2 separate regions of the Homo sapiens genome follow, and region 1 is linked to region 2. The links are chromatin contacts, found by Hi-C or POLR2A ChIA-PET in ENCODE. All regions are on one chromosome and are shown on one strand. Each heading gives the region's core, a stretch centred on a gene start or an enhancer-like site at or near the end of the contact. The rest is flanking DNA. Distances are from core to core; before and after follow the strand shown.

Region 1 (6,374 bases), core at 3,413-5,912, 310 kb after region 2:
TAAAAAAATCACTACCTCTCTGAGCCTTCCTCACTGTCCCATCTGGAAAACGGACTTAACTAGTGGTTCCCACTCTAGGCTGTGCATCACAATCACCTAAGGAGCTTTTGAAAATAGGTTCCTTGGTTGTCAACCCCAAGATTCTGGCACTCTGAGGTGGAGTGTGGAATCACATTTTTTTTTAAGGTCAACAAGAGATTCTGATGCTCACTCAGTTAGGGAAACTCAGAACGAGGCAGTATCTAGAGTCTTTTCTAGCTCCAATTCTTACTCTTGGAGACTCTGAAGATGCCTCAGGATCCAAATGAGAAAGAGTCAGCCCCTCCCCTTGCCCCCCTCAACTGGCTCAGTTTCCCCCATTACCCACAAAACGGCTCTAACATCAGGTGCAACTCCTTTGACTTAGCTAGGGTCAGACACCAATATCCCCACAATCCCTGCATCTGAAAGGACATTCTAGGCCTCAACCCTGAGGAATAGAGCAACCATCTCTGCAAACCCCTGCAAGCAAACCGCTTTCTGACTCTCTCAAACCCCTCTCTGGCATTTCACTGGGTTTTCCCAGTGATCCAACAAGGACTTCGGTTTAATCAACCTGGAAAATGGGCATAATAACAACTGTACCTTTCCCCACCAGGAAGCAGACAGGATCACTAAAAGAGAAAGCACTTTGAAGCAATTCAAGGCTGTTCACATGGCTAAGATACAATTATTATTTTTAAAAGCCTCCCCCCACCCCCAGGATGAGCCACTGAGCCCTAAAGATGGTGATTCAATAAAGGTCTCAGCAGTGTTAGGGAGGAAGTCAGCAGGCACACAGAAATCTTAACATGTGGACCAGCATGTTTCAGCCCTTTAATTGAAGCTCAGGAAACCCTCTCTGTCTCTCTCTTACACACACACCCTACAACCACTAACCCTGCCCTCTTAGGGCCAATTATAGGCGAGTCCCATGGAGAGAGAAGCCAAGTCACTTGTGCCTACCCCTGGGCCGGCTGGGCAGTGGGGGAGGTGGCCTCTCACAACCCATGCTGCAGTGAATCACATGGCCCGGCGCCCGCCTAGTCAGGGCCTGAGTAATTCCTCCGCCTCTTCTTCAGAAGGTTTTTCTCTTATTTTTTAACTTAATTTTATTTTTTTAAACTCCTGGTTGCTGAGGATTTATACCATGCTGCAGGCTTTACAACCATTAATTCATAGACTCCTCATTGCATTCTCTAGATGAAGAAACTGAGGTTCAGAGAAGAAAAGTCACTCACCCAGGGTCACAAAGTGAATTAGTTAGAATAGGAGGCCAGGTCCTTCCCTGACACTTGTCTTATTCCTAATCCCCATCTTGAATCAAAAAAAAAAAAAAAAAAGACACCCACTATGCAATTACAGAGGCAAGGACTTCGTTGGGGAAAAGGATCCTGGGAACTCTGTGTTGCCTTTTTGGGGAGGAGGAGAGTGGTTTAGGAAGGGTATTATGATTTGTAATTTGAATGAATTGGTGGATTGGGAAGGCATACTCAGAATCATCACCTTGTATTGATTACAGAGGCCAGAGACTGGGGGTCTAGACATTGCCCAGCTACTGACTTTCAGATCAAGAGTATCCAGAGGGCAGGAATTTGGTGTCCTTCTTTTAGGCAATAGTTACTGAGGGCCTACTATGTGCTTCTTTAGTATCTGTTTAGGCATTTATTTAATGAGGATTTCTTGAACACCTACTGCGTGTTAGGCACTGCGCTAGTTGCTGGGGATACAACAGTGAGCAAAAGAGATATAATCGCCTTGCCCCCATGGAGCTCACATTCTAGTAGAGGAAGATAGGCAATAAACGAGTAGACACATACAATAAGATAATTTCAGATTGTACTAAGTGCAAAGATGGAAGCACACTCACAGTCTCTGATGGAGACTCACAAGTGGCCCTACCTAAAGTGGTTAGGGACAGTCTCTTGGAAGAGGTGACATTTGACCTGAGACATGCAAGACGAGGAGCAAGCCAGGTGGAGGGCTAGGGGAAGAGCTTCCAGCCAGAAGGAAAAGCCAATGCAAAAGTCCTGGGGTGGGAGTGCTTGTGGCCTGTTTTGGCAGCTGCAAAAAGGCACTGGCTTTACACAGTGTCAAGGGGAGTTTGGAAAGCCAGCAGAAGTAACATGCAGGCCAAGGTGTTAAGGGCCTGTTGCCAGCTGGTTATCTTCAGCCCACACTGAGGGAGCCCCCTGAAATCTCCCAGAGGTTCCATGACTAGCCCAAGGTCATGAAGGCACCAAAAGGCACATCCTACCCATGCTTTATACTTCACTACTGCTACCTGGTGCAAGGCCACGGTCCCAGAGATCTGTGGAGCCTGAGGTGTGAACCCGGGAGCCCCCAAGGGCTTAACAACTCCTTCAGTCCCAGTGGAAGGCAGGGCAGATGTGCGCTGCTCTTCTTCTGTGGCTCCTGGGCTCAGGCCCGTATGAGAATGTCCCCAGATGGGGAAGGTCCTGCTGTGCTCCTCAGACACTCAGGTCTGTGTAGCACAAAGGCAGTGGTCTGTGGCCTCAGCCTGACTTAAAGCTGCTCCACCTTTTCAAATCCAAGAAACCATCCTGATTTCACATCACAACCAACCTCGTGGACCTGCAGCTCTCCAGCTCCTGCTACAACTGGCTTCTGCCTCTGTTGGCTTTTCTGCTGTCTCCCTACCTATCAGCCCCTCCAGCCTTCTCCTCTAGCCTGACTCCCAAGGCCCACCTCTTCCACCTTTCTCTCTCAGCACCTTCTACTCCTTCCTTCCCTTGTTCTCCCGCCACACACACCTGGCAAAATCTCAACCTTGGATCAATCCACCGTCTTTCTTTTTTTTTTTTTTTTTTTTTTTTTCCGCTCATACTCCAGGGCTGCTGAATAGTACAGGAGAAAATCACATAAGCAGAAGGCTTGGCATTACTTTCATGGTCTCCAGCCTCAGTTTGGGGAAGCAGAAAGACCACAGACTTTGGACACAAACAGATCTGGTTTGAATCGTGGCTCCATACTAGCTGTGTGACCTTGGGCAAGTTGCTTAACTTCTCTGAGCTTCAGTTTCCTTCCCTACAAAATGGGACTAATGGTATCTACTTCATGAGGGTTCCTGAAGCTGAAATGAAAATCCATGTAAAGCACCCAGTCCAGTGCCTGGTACAATGTAGGCGCTTGGCAAATGTAAGGCTCCTTTTTTTCTTCTGTTCTCCAAACGAAACCCTGGTTTCCCCAACCAAATATCCAAGGATTGCTGCCTTGCAATCCTCCCTCTTTTTCTCGCGAGTGCTCCCTCTCCCATTAGCCTCAGCAGACAGAGGAGAAGGGGGTTGGAGAGGTTGAGGGGCACAAGGGACAGAGAGAGGAGATGGGGACAGAGGTTGAAAGGACTGGACATAAGGCCAAGGGACGTGGGGAGGAGGAGGGGTTTGAGGGAACCCAAAGGGCCGAGGTAAGCGAGCCTGTTCCGAGGTGGGGCTTAGAGGGCTCGAGAACAAGAACCCGCTCCCAGTACCAGGCCCGTGGCCCGGGCTCCCATGCTCTCTCAGTCGCTCACTCACCAGGCCGAGGCTGCGAGCCCTCCAGGTGGTAAGAGAAGCGCAGGGCCCGGTGGTGCTGTGGACTGGGACCGCAGGGCAAGACCCGGTGGCCTGGAGCAGCGCCCAGGCTGGTGTCCGAGGGTCCGACAAACTGGGGATCCAGTGGGCCGCCAAGAGCCGAACCTGAGCCCCTGCGCGCCAGCAGTCCGGGTTCCGAGGCTCCAGGGTCCGAGTCGGCACAGGCCGGCGGAGCGGCGCCCGGCGGGTTCGTGGCCGGGTGTTCGGGCTCCGAAGGCCCGGCGCCCCCCGGGGCTCGGTGGCCATGCATGGTCCGGGCCTGGGCGCGGGGCCCGAGCTCCCCGCTTGGCTCCAGCTCCTGGGGCGGAGGCGCGGGCGGAGGAGGCCCGGCGCCCGGCGGAGCAGCGGCCTCAGGATCGGGGGGCGGGACTGCGGGCTCAGCCCCACTGCAGAGACTCAAGCCCCCAGCCCGGGCCCGGGCCAGCAGCCGTGGCAGCGGTGGCAGTAGCAGCAGCAGCAGCCGCGGCCACCGCCGCTGCCGTGCCAGGCATCGCCGGCCCCGGCCCCGGCCCCGCGCGGGGAGTGGGCTCGGCGGGGCCGGGGGCCCGCTGGGGAGCGCTGTCTATGCGGCTGCGGTTGGGCGAGGGTTGGAGGGCTACGCTCGGCGGGGACTCTCCGGTGGACGGCGAGCCACTTCCGTGGCCCCGGGGCGAGAAGTCGGTCGGATCCAAGTGCGGGGTCTCTTCTTTCTCCCCGAATGGGAATAGATCTGGGCTCTCCTGGCTGGTTGGGAAGCGTTCTTCCTCCCGCCGCAGCCGAGGCCGGGGGCGGAGGAGAGGGGAGGGGAGAGGAGGGGAGGGAAGAGAGAACGGCGGTGGCCGGGGGCGCGCGTGTGCGCTGCGCTTGGGCTGCGGGGCTCGCCTTCAGCCAGTAGTCCCAGACGATGCTCCAGCCGCGGGGGCAGGAGAACGGCCTGGGCCGGGCTCCACCGTCCTCCCCAGCTTCAGCCTGGGTCTCGGCGGCGGCGGGCGGGAAGGAGCCCTGGGAAGGGGGGTGGGGAGGCGGGAGCCTCGCAGAGGCAGCCGCAGCCACAGCGGCACTGGGACCCAGTTACCGGGGCCCCGCCCCCTCGCCCGGGATTTGCGCCTGACCACGCCCCCTCGCTCGGGGCCGCCTCACTTCTCGCTGCTACCGCTCTCAAGGCCCTCCTGCCCCTTAAAAAATTCCCCCTCAGCCTGCTTTCCCCACAGGCAAGTCTCCGGGCTCAACCCCCTCCCCCCATATCTGCCCTTCCATCCCATCTCAGGTCTTCCCCCCTCTGCTTGCCGTTCACTCTCTTTTCCAAAACCCTTTCTTCATGTTCCTGAGTGTTCCTAGGGCTTGGCTCATAGAGGACCTGTCTCTGATTCTCCTTCACTTTGCTCAGACCAGATATCTTGGTCCCTTACTTAGTCACTTTCTTAAATACCCTCAGTTCCCTGATTTGTCGCATCCGCCTGGCAACATCCCAGTCTTGAATCGGTCCAACTGTCCGCCTTTTCCATGCCTGCGCCCAGGCAGCTAAACATTGCTGGGGAAAACTATTCAACTTCACAGATTTGTGCCACTATAAACCCATGGTTCCCAGCTTCTACCAGGCCCTCAGTTTTGACCCACAACCCTACTAGTCAGCTCTCCCTCTGTTCTCCACAGTGACCATTTCAAACCTTCTCCTTTCCCCTCAAACCCCAAGTGCTCCATCTGCCCTGTAACCCTCAGCAAATAACCTGACCTGCTGCAGAGAGTAAACAGAGCCACCGTAGAGGAAGCTCTTGACTTTTTGCTACGAAGCCTAGGAATTTGTCCTTGCTCCTTCCCAACAGCATCTAAACATAGACCTCTTCCATCTAAAAACAAATAAACAATTACCAAGAATTCTGCCTCTCCAACCACCTCCTTCTCTTCTCTTCTACAAACTTCTCAAAAGAGTTGCCTACACCCAACTGTCTTCATTTTCCCACCTCCCACTTATCTTTCAACCCACTCCAATCTGCCTCCACTACTTGCTTGAAACTGCTCTCTCTCATCAGGGTCTGCCATGAAACATCTCACTAAATCCCATAGAATCTTTTCTTTTTTTTTTTTTTTGAGACAAGAGTCTCACTCTGTCGCCCAGGCTGGAATGCAGCGGCACGATCTCGGCTCACTACAATCTCCGCCTCCTGGGTTCAAGCGATTCTTCTGCCTCAGCCTCCCGAGTAGCTACGCCCAGCTATTTTTTTGTATTTTTAGTAGAGACGGGGTTTCACCATACTGGCCAGGCTTGTCTCGAACTTCTAACCTTGTAATTCGCCGGCCTCTGTCTCCCAAAGTGCTGGGATTACAGGCGTCAGCCACCGCGCCCAGCCCCCATAGAATCTTTTCAGAGGTTATCCTACTTGGTTTCTTGATAGCATTTGGCACTGTTGACCACTCCCTCCTCCTTAAACCACTTCCATGACACTGCACTTTCCTTGTTTTTCTTCTACTTCCTTAGTAATTCTTTTTTTACTTTCCAGGCTCCTCTTTGTCCAACGCTTTATGCTGGTGCTCTTCAGGGCTTTGGCCTGAGCGCTCTTGTCCTCTCTCTACATGTGATTTTTTTTTCTTTCTTTCTTTCTGAGACAGAGTCTTGCTCTGTCGCCTAGGCTGGAGTGCAGTGGCGCGATCTAGGCTCACTGCAACTTCCGCCTACCGGGTTCAAGCTATTCTTCTGCCTCAGCCTCCCAAGTAGCTGGCATTACAGGCATGCACCACCAAGCCCGAATAATTTTTGTATTTTTAGTAGAGACGGGGTTTTGCCAT
Region 2 (6,289 bases), core at 1,309-3,808:
TGCCACTTATCTCTGGGTGACTTTGGGCAAGTTTCTAAGCCCGTGCCTCAGTTTCCTCATTTGGAAAACAGGGATAATACTGCTTTCATAGGTTATTGCGAGGATGATGAGGTAATTTTTTTTAAAAGAAGTGCACAGATCGACACCTAAAACATAGTAAATATTCCATCAATGTGGTCACTATTGCCAGCAACCAGGTTAATAACAACGAGGTTAAAAAGTCCTTAAAAGCCTGGGTGGTAGCAGTGAAAACAAAGTGGAAAGAATGGCCATGAATAAAGAATCTACCTTAAAATGTTCAGTCAGAAGAGCAAGCAAATGTGTGCCTTTTTTTTTTTTTTTAACCTTGTATGAGATAGCTCACGTTTGGATTAGTTTAAATTAAAACAACTATAATCTAGGCACTCTAGGCACAGATTTGATGCTGAGAACGAGTCTAGCATGACTGGACTCTAGCCACAAGCTCTATAACCACTGCAAGCTTCTCTGTTTAGGTCTTTTAGTCTCTGAGCTAAAATTTCTTTCCTCCTCATTACTCCAGCCGACACCACTTCTTAAGTGATTCCCACAATCCCCTGTTCTGTCTAACTGTAAGGACAACCCCCAAGAACCTTGGTTGGGGAAATAGGTTTGCGGTTTCTTTCTACCCAACCCTGTACTACTTTTCTTTTTCTTCTTCCTGCCCACCTCCTTTACTTCCCAAGCCTTGCTATTCTCTACACGTAGGAACTTGAAACCTAAGAGTATGGGAAAGCAACAGAGCAGCAGCAGTGGTGCCAAGAACTGGGGATGCTGCCAAGCTGTTCCCCAGGCCCCATATGCAGTGACCCAACTACATGCAGATTGGACTTAACTGCCTATGGGGCCTTGCACACTTAATATTCCTTTTTGCTTCTGCTCATTTTCTTCCTCCCACTTAAAGCAGCCTCCTCCCAAGCTTGTGACTCATTCAAATCCAATCCACCTTTGAAGACCCAGGTGAGGTCCGACTTCTTCAGGGAAGCCTCCCCTGACCACTTTAGTCCAAAGATATCCCACCACTCCCACATACAGAAAACAGGAACTGTACTTACTGTCTGGACCATAAGGCATAATCACATACACATTGCTATAATTAAATGTTTCATGTGTATACATTTAACTTTCCAAGGGCATGAGCAGTGTCTCACATGTCTTTAAAACCCTTACACTCAGTGAGTTAATACTTGCTGAACAGTGACTGAATCAGTGGGTTTTTATGTGTTTAGGCTAAGGCAGGAGGAAGAAGATGCATGTTGAAATGAAAAAGGCTGAATGGACACAGATGGGTAAAAAAGCAGCAGTGGGTGAAGACGGAAAAACAATGTAGAAGAAAGGTGTTCAGTTCACACCTGCTTAAGTGATTTACTGCGAGGTTGGAAAGAGATACAGGAGAGAGATGTCAACTGGCAAAAGCAGGGTAAAGGCATTTCAGTTTGAGGCAGAAGACACCAGGAGAAAGATGAGGCTACAAAAGAAATTCTGACTAGATTCTGCTGAAACCTAGTGGTAGGCCAATTGGATAAGGGAAGCTAAAGGGAGCTACTGGGATGACATGAGTAGAGATATGGCCATGTAGGTGAGTGAATCCGTAGGGGGTGGTATGAAGGGGGAGGTAAATGGATAAAATGGTAGAGGGTAGTTAGGCAGGTAGGTTAGCTGTTGGGCGGGTAGGTGGGTGGGTAGATGGGAGGTAGGGTAGTGGGTAAGTGGGTAGGTGGTTAGGTATTTAGTTGGGAGGGAATAGGTGTGGGGCTTATTATTTAAGATCCGGCCCCTCCCTCACCTTGACCCGGAAGCGGATGAGTGCTAGCCTCACGCAGTGGCTCAGGCAGGCCGGTGGCAGGAACCAGGCCCGCGGTGGAGGGGTGCCCTTGTTGCCCACGTGTCCCACGATCAGTTGCGCTGTCTGCCGCTCGGCCTGGCACCGACGGCCCCACTCGGCCAGCCGGTCCTTGCCCAGGCCCCCCGGGAACATGACCACGAGCTCCAGGCCGTCGCCGCCAGGATAGGCACAAGCCTGGCACAGCGCTGACAAGTAGCCCAGCATGGCGTTCCATTGGCCGCCACACACCCAATCCGTCTGGTAGCCGCCATAGAGCCGCGGCAGCGCCGAGCCGGCGTCCACCAGCACCCGGGCCCCGGGCAGCTGAGGGGGCGGCGGCGGCGGCAGCGGAGGGTGCAGCCCGGGCTGCGCTTGGCCATGATGGTGGAAGTGGTGAGCGGGGTGATGGTGCCGAGTCGGCCCCGCGCCCCCGGAGTAGGCACCCAAGGCAGCGGGCGGAAGCGGCGGTTGCAGAGGCACGGAGCCCCTGGCGGCGCGTGGAGCCCCGGGCGCTAGGGCTGCAGTCGGCGGCAGCTGGCGGTGCAAGTGCTGCTGCTGCTGCTGGCGCGAGACCGTGCGCGCGAGTTTTAGGAGGTCCACGGGCACCACGGCCCCGGGACAGCGCTTCTCCAGGAACTCTTGGAAGCCCTGGACACCCATGCTTCGTCGGTGGGCAGACGCGATAGCGGCTGCGCAAGCAGGATAGGCGACGATCTGGGCGCGAAGCTGGGGGCGGGCGCGTGCGCACTCCGCGGGGGGCGAGGGGGGGCGGGAAAAGGATTCCCGAGGGGAGGGGTGAGGAAGCGAGGGAATGAGGGCGGGGAGGGGAGGAGACCACAAATTGGATTTGGGTAGAGAGAAGGGGAGGGGCAGACCGGACCCGGGAGAGGCTGGGAGGATAAAAGCGAGGATGGGCTCTAGTCACTTCTCTTTTTTCTCCTTTCCGGCCGCTCTTCTTCCCGCTTTAGAAGGGGTGAAGCCTCTTTCTTCCACCTCCGGGAGCCATGTTGCCTCGTCTTCTCGGTGGTACACGCTTTCTAGCTGGAGGAAGGGGAGCGAGGAGGGGCGGGGCGGGGCGGGGAGAGGGGCATCTTGGTAGTTGTAGTCTTCTCTATGGCCTTAGGATATAGTCGAGGAACCAGACTACCACCCTTCTCAGCCCTTGTGCTCACAGGGTCACAGGAAGCGGGGCGTGATGATGAGTGTTTAGGAGTTGCACTCCAACTCCTTGCATCTCACTGAGTTGCTTAGGTTATTTACTGCTTTTTCCTGGAAAAAGAGTTTTGGGGGATGGATTGATGCATCATGGGAATGGAAGTTAGAGTGGATTGACTGAATTCAGCTAAAGTGAGCTAAAACTCCCCAGGAGGGAGGATTTTCCCCTTAGTGGAAAGATAATATTTAAAGAGCTGTTGGTCCCAATTAAGAAAGACGTAACTGGTCGGGCGCGGTGGCTCACGCCTGTAATCCCTCCGAGGCGGGCAGATCACGAGGTTAGGAGATCGAGACCATCCTGGCCAACATGGTGAAACCCCGTCTCTACTAAAAATACAAAAAGTAGCCGGGCGTGGTGGCACGTGCCTGTAATCCCAGCTACTGGGGAAGCTGAGGCAGGAGAATCGCTTGAACCTGGGAGGCGGAGGTTGCAGTGAGCCAAAATCATGTCACCGTACTCCAGCCTGGTGACAGAGCCAGACTCCGTCTCAAAAATAAATAAATAAATAAAAAGAAACTTACATTATTTACTTGCCTAAGGCAATGCAGAGACAAAGTTAAATCGAATATCCTTGCCCTCAGCATCTCTTTGGGCAGGGAGATAATTACCAACACAAATTACATTACAAATTGTACCTTTTTGGTACTCCTAGATCCACTATGTCCTATGGTTAGGGCCTTTGGTTTCCAAACTTCATTGTGTTTTAGTCTGTCGGGAGCTTTTCTAAATAGCTGCAAGGGCTCTAATTTCAGATGTATGGAGTCATAATCTTTTGAAAAATGTATTTTCAACATACTGAGATGAAACAGATGCAGTGCCTGTCTTCTTTCTGGCTTTTAGGGCCGGCCCACTCTTTCAGCAGGAATAAAGCAGAAAACAAGATCTGAAATGAGTAGTAGCCAGATCTGGCTTGGAACTTACTGGAAGATGGGAGATAATGGCAGGCAGAGTTAGAATGCAGAAGTGCAGAACCCAAGAGTGATCGGGATGAATGAGATAGGGGAATACTCTATTAGGATGCAAAAGCAAAAAAGCTTCAAGCTACATAAAAGAAATTATAAAATAGTGGAGATGGAACAAGCCAGATTGTCAAAGAATAAGTAGATGGCAAGGCAGTGTACATAGTTAACTCTTGAAAGCAAGCAGTGAAAGGAGAGAGCAGTGGCTTGAAGGGATGAAGGATGGAAGGAATGGAGGTTTTTTAGTATAATGGACACGTGTGGGACGGTCTGCCCAGCCCCTCTTTTCCGGGAATTGACCCTCCACCTTCCCCCATTTATAGGGTTATGGCAAAAACTGTCGTGTTCCTATAACCATAGCTTATTGGGTCAGAGGTGGGCAGCTAATCCAACCTGGGGCAATCAAAATCTCATTTTCTAGAAATTTGCAATTAGACAAGAGATACCAGCTTTTCTCTAAGTGTAAAGCTTGGAAGCTGTCAACCAATTTTCCCACCAGAGGGACAGAAGTGAAAGATGCTGGTCTGCAGAAAGAGAGAAAAAATGCAGACTTTCAGAGAAGAACAAAGGTGAGAAATAGAGTCTTCATTGTGTTCAATTCCCAGCTTCCAGATAATGCAGTGGTGTGATTACAGCTCGCTGCAGCCTCGACTTCAGCCTCAGCCTCCTGAGTAGCTTGGGACTACAGACACATGCCACCATGCCTGAATAATTTTATTTTTTGTAGAGACCCTAAAATGTAGAACAGATAGAGATCAGAGACCTCTGCATCAGTTGATAGGAAGGAAGTTGGCATTCTGTGTTATTTGGCAGTGAAGCATTTGCTTATTGCTCTTGGGACTCAAAACAGCAGCCCCTTTTGCTTATAACAAGAGATCTGCATTTGCTGAGGGTCAGATATTCATTGGCCTTGCTGAATTACAGCAGAATCTCAATTTTGTCTCAAAGGTTTCACCAGTTAGGAAACTGGCATCAAGGCAATTGGAACGAAGTTATCTATATCTGCCTCCTAAGTAGTACTCCTTGTTCTCCAGCGCTCCTAAATGTGATGAATAGAAGCCACAACAGGATGATCCAGGCTGTTTCCTTTAGCAGATCTGAAGCTTCAAAGAGCCTAACTTGACAAGATTCTTGGCACTTGTTTTTAGCATTCTGAGTCCCCTCAAAATGAAACCAACAGGCAGTCAAATAAGGTTTTAAAGAATCTGTATCACTAGAAGATCAAATCTGTGAATAGGGACCATAATTGATCAGCCAGAGCAGTGATTCTCTTTTTTTTTTTTTTGAGATGGAGTCTCACTCTATCGTCCAGGCTGGAGTACAGTGGCGCGATCTCGGCTCACTGCAACCTACACCTCCCAGGTTCAAGCAATCAGGTGATTCTTCTGCCTCAGCCTCCCAAGTAGCTGGGACTACAGGCATGCGCCACCACGCCTGGCTAATTTTTGTATTTTTAGTAGAGACAGGGTTTTACCATGTTGGCCAGGGTGGTCTCGAACTCCTGGCCTCAAGTAATCTGCCCACCTTGGCCTCCCAAAGTGCTGGCATTACAGGCATGAGCCACCGTGCCTGACCAGAGCAGTGATTCTCAAAAGTATGTCTCTGGAGCAAGCACATCAGCATCACCTGCAAACTATTAGAAATGTACATTTTCAGGCTTCACTTCAGACCTCCAGGATCAGAAACTCTGAGTGTGGGGCCAGAAATCTGTGGTTTAAGTAACATTAGTTAAAGCAGTGAAGACAGATTTTATTCAGTAACTACTGACAGAAGAGGAAAGAGTTGAGCTTCATTCTGATTTGCACAGAGGTGACTGGGCATTTTAGAGGGAAAATGAGGGAGTAGGGAAGGAAAGCAAGCAGGGACTCAGTAGCGTCATGGAAGTGAAAAATTACAGAGGGTTTCTCAGTATAAATGTGATTAGGCCAGCTGTGTCTGCTACCTGGCAATTACTGAAGTTAGATTTTTATCCTCCCAGAGACTGGGAGACAGAGGCCCTACCCTACATTTCAAAGGACTGGCTTCCAGGCCCTTGAGAAACAAACACTCTGTAGTTTGTAGGAAATACATAAACATCTCAAAGGAACAGAGGAAGGATTTACAATACTAAGCCCTTTTTTACTAAATGCCCTAAGAAAGGGAAGCAGGCCAGGCTTGGTGGCTCCCGCCTGTAATCCCAGCACTTTGGGAGGCCCAGGCAGGTGGATCACCTGAGGTCAGGAGTTCGAGACCAGCCAGGCCAACATGGTGAAACCCCATGTCTATTAAAAA

What was found. Hi-C counts contacts between places; a loop is a spot of excess contacts on that map. ChIA-PET counts read pairs that join two places held with the same protein, here RNA polymerase II (POLR2A). Pooled maps may share reads with other maps.
Region 1: a loop to region 2 is called in a pooled map, with 4 times the contacts of the local background. The contact joins the promoter of FGD1 here to the promoter of FAM120C in region 2. A Hi-C loop is called at or near these places in 7 of 50 pooled maps. POLR2A ChIA-PET finds 5 or more read pairs at or near these places in 3 of 52 experiments (GM12878, PC-9 and activated B cell).

The regions. Positions count from the first base shown.
Region 1 is chrX:54,491,572-54,497,945 of GRCh38, forward strand. It overlaps FGD1 (FYVE, RhoGEF and PH domain containing 1), which reads right to left and starts at 4,663. Exons shown (of 18, transcript NM_004463.3): 1 at 3,555-4,663. The coding sequence starts at 3,861. RefSeq lists a silencer at 4,726-4,775.
Region 2 is chrX:54,180,696-54,186,984 of GRCh38, forward strand. It overlaps FAM120C (family with sequence similarity 120 member C), which reads right to left and starts at 2,559. Exons shown (of 16, transcript NM_017848.6): 1 at 1,805-2,559. The coding sequence starts at 2,503. RefSeq lists silencers at 2,052-2,101, 2,112-2,321, 2,892-2,991.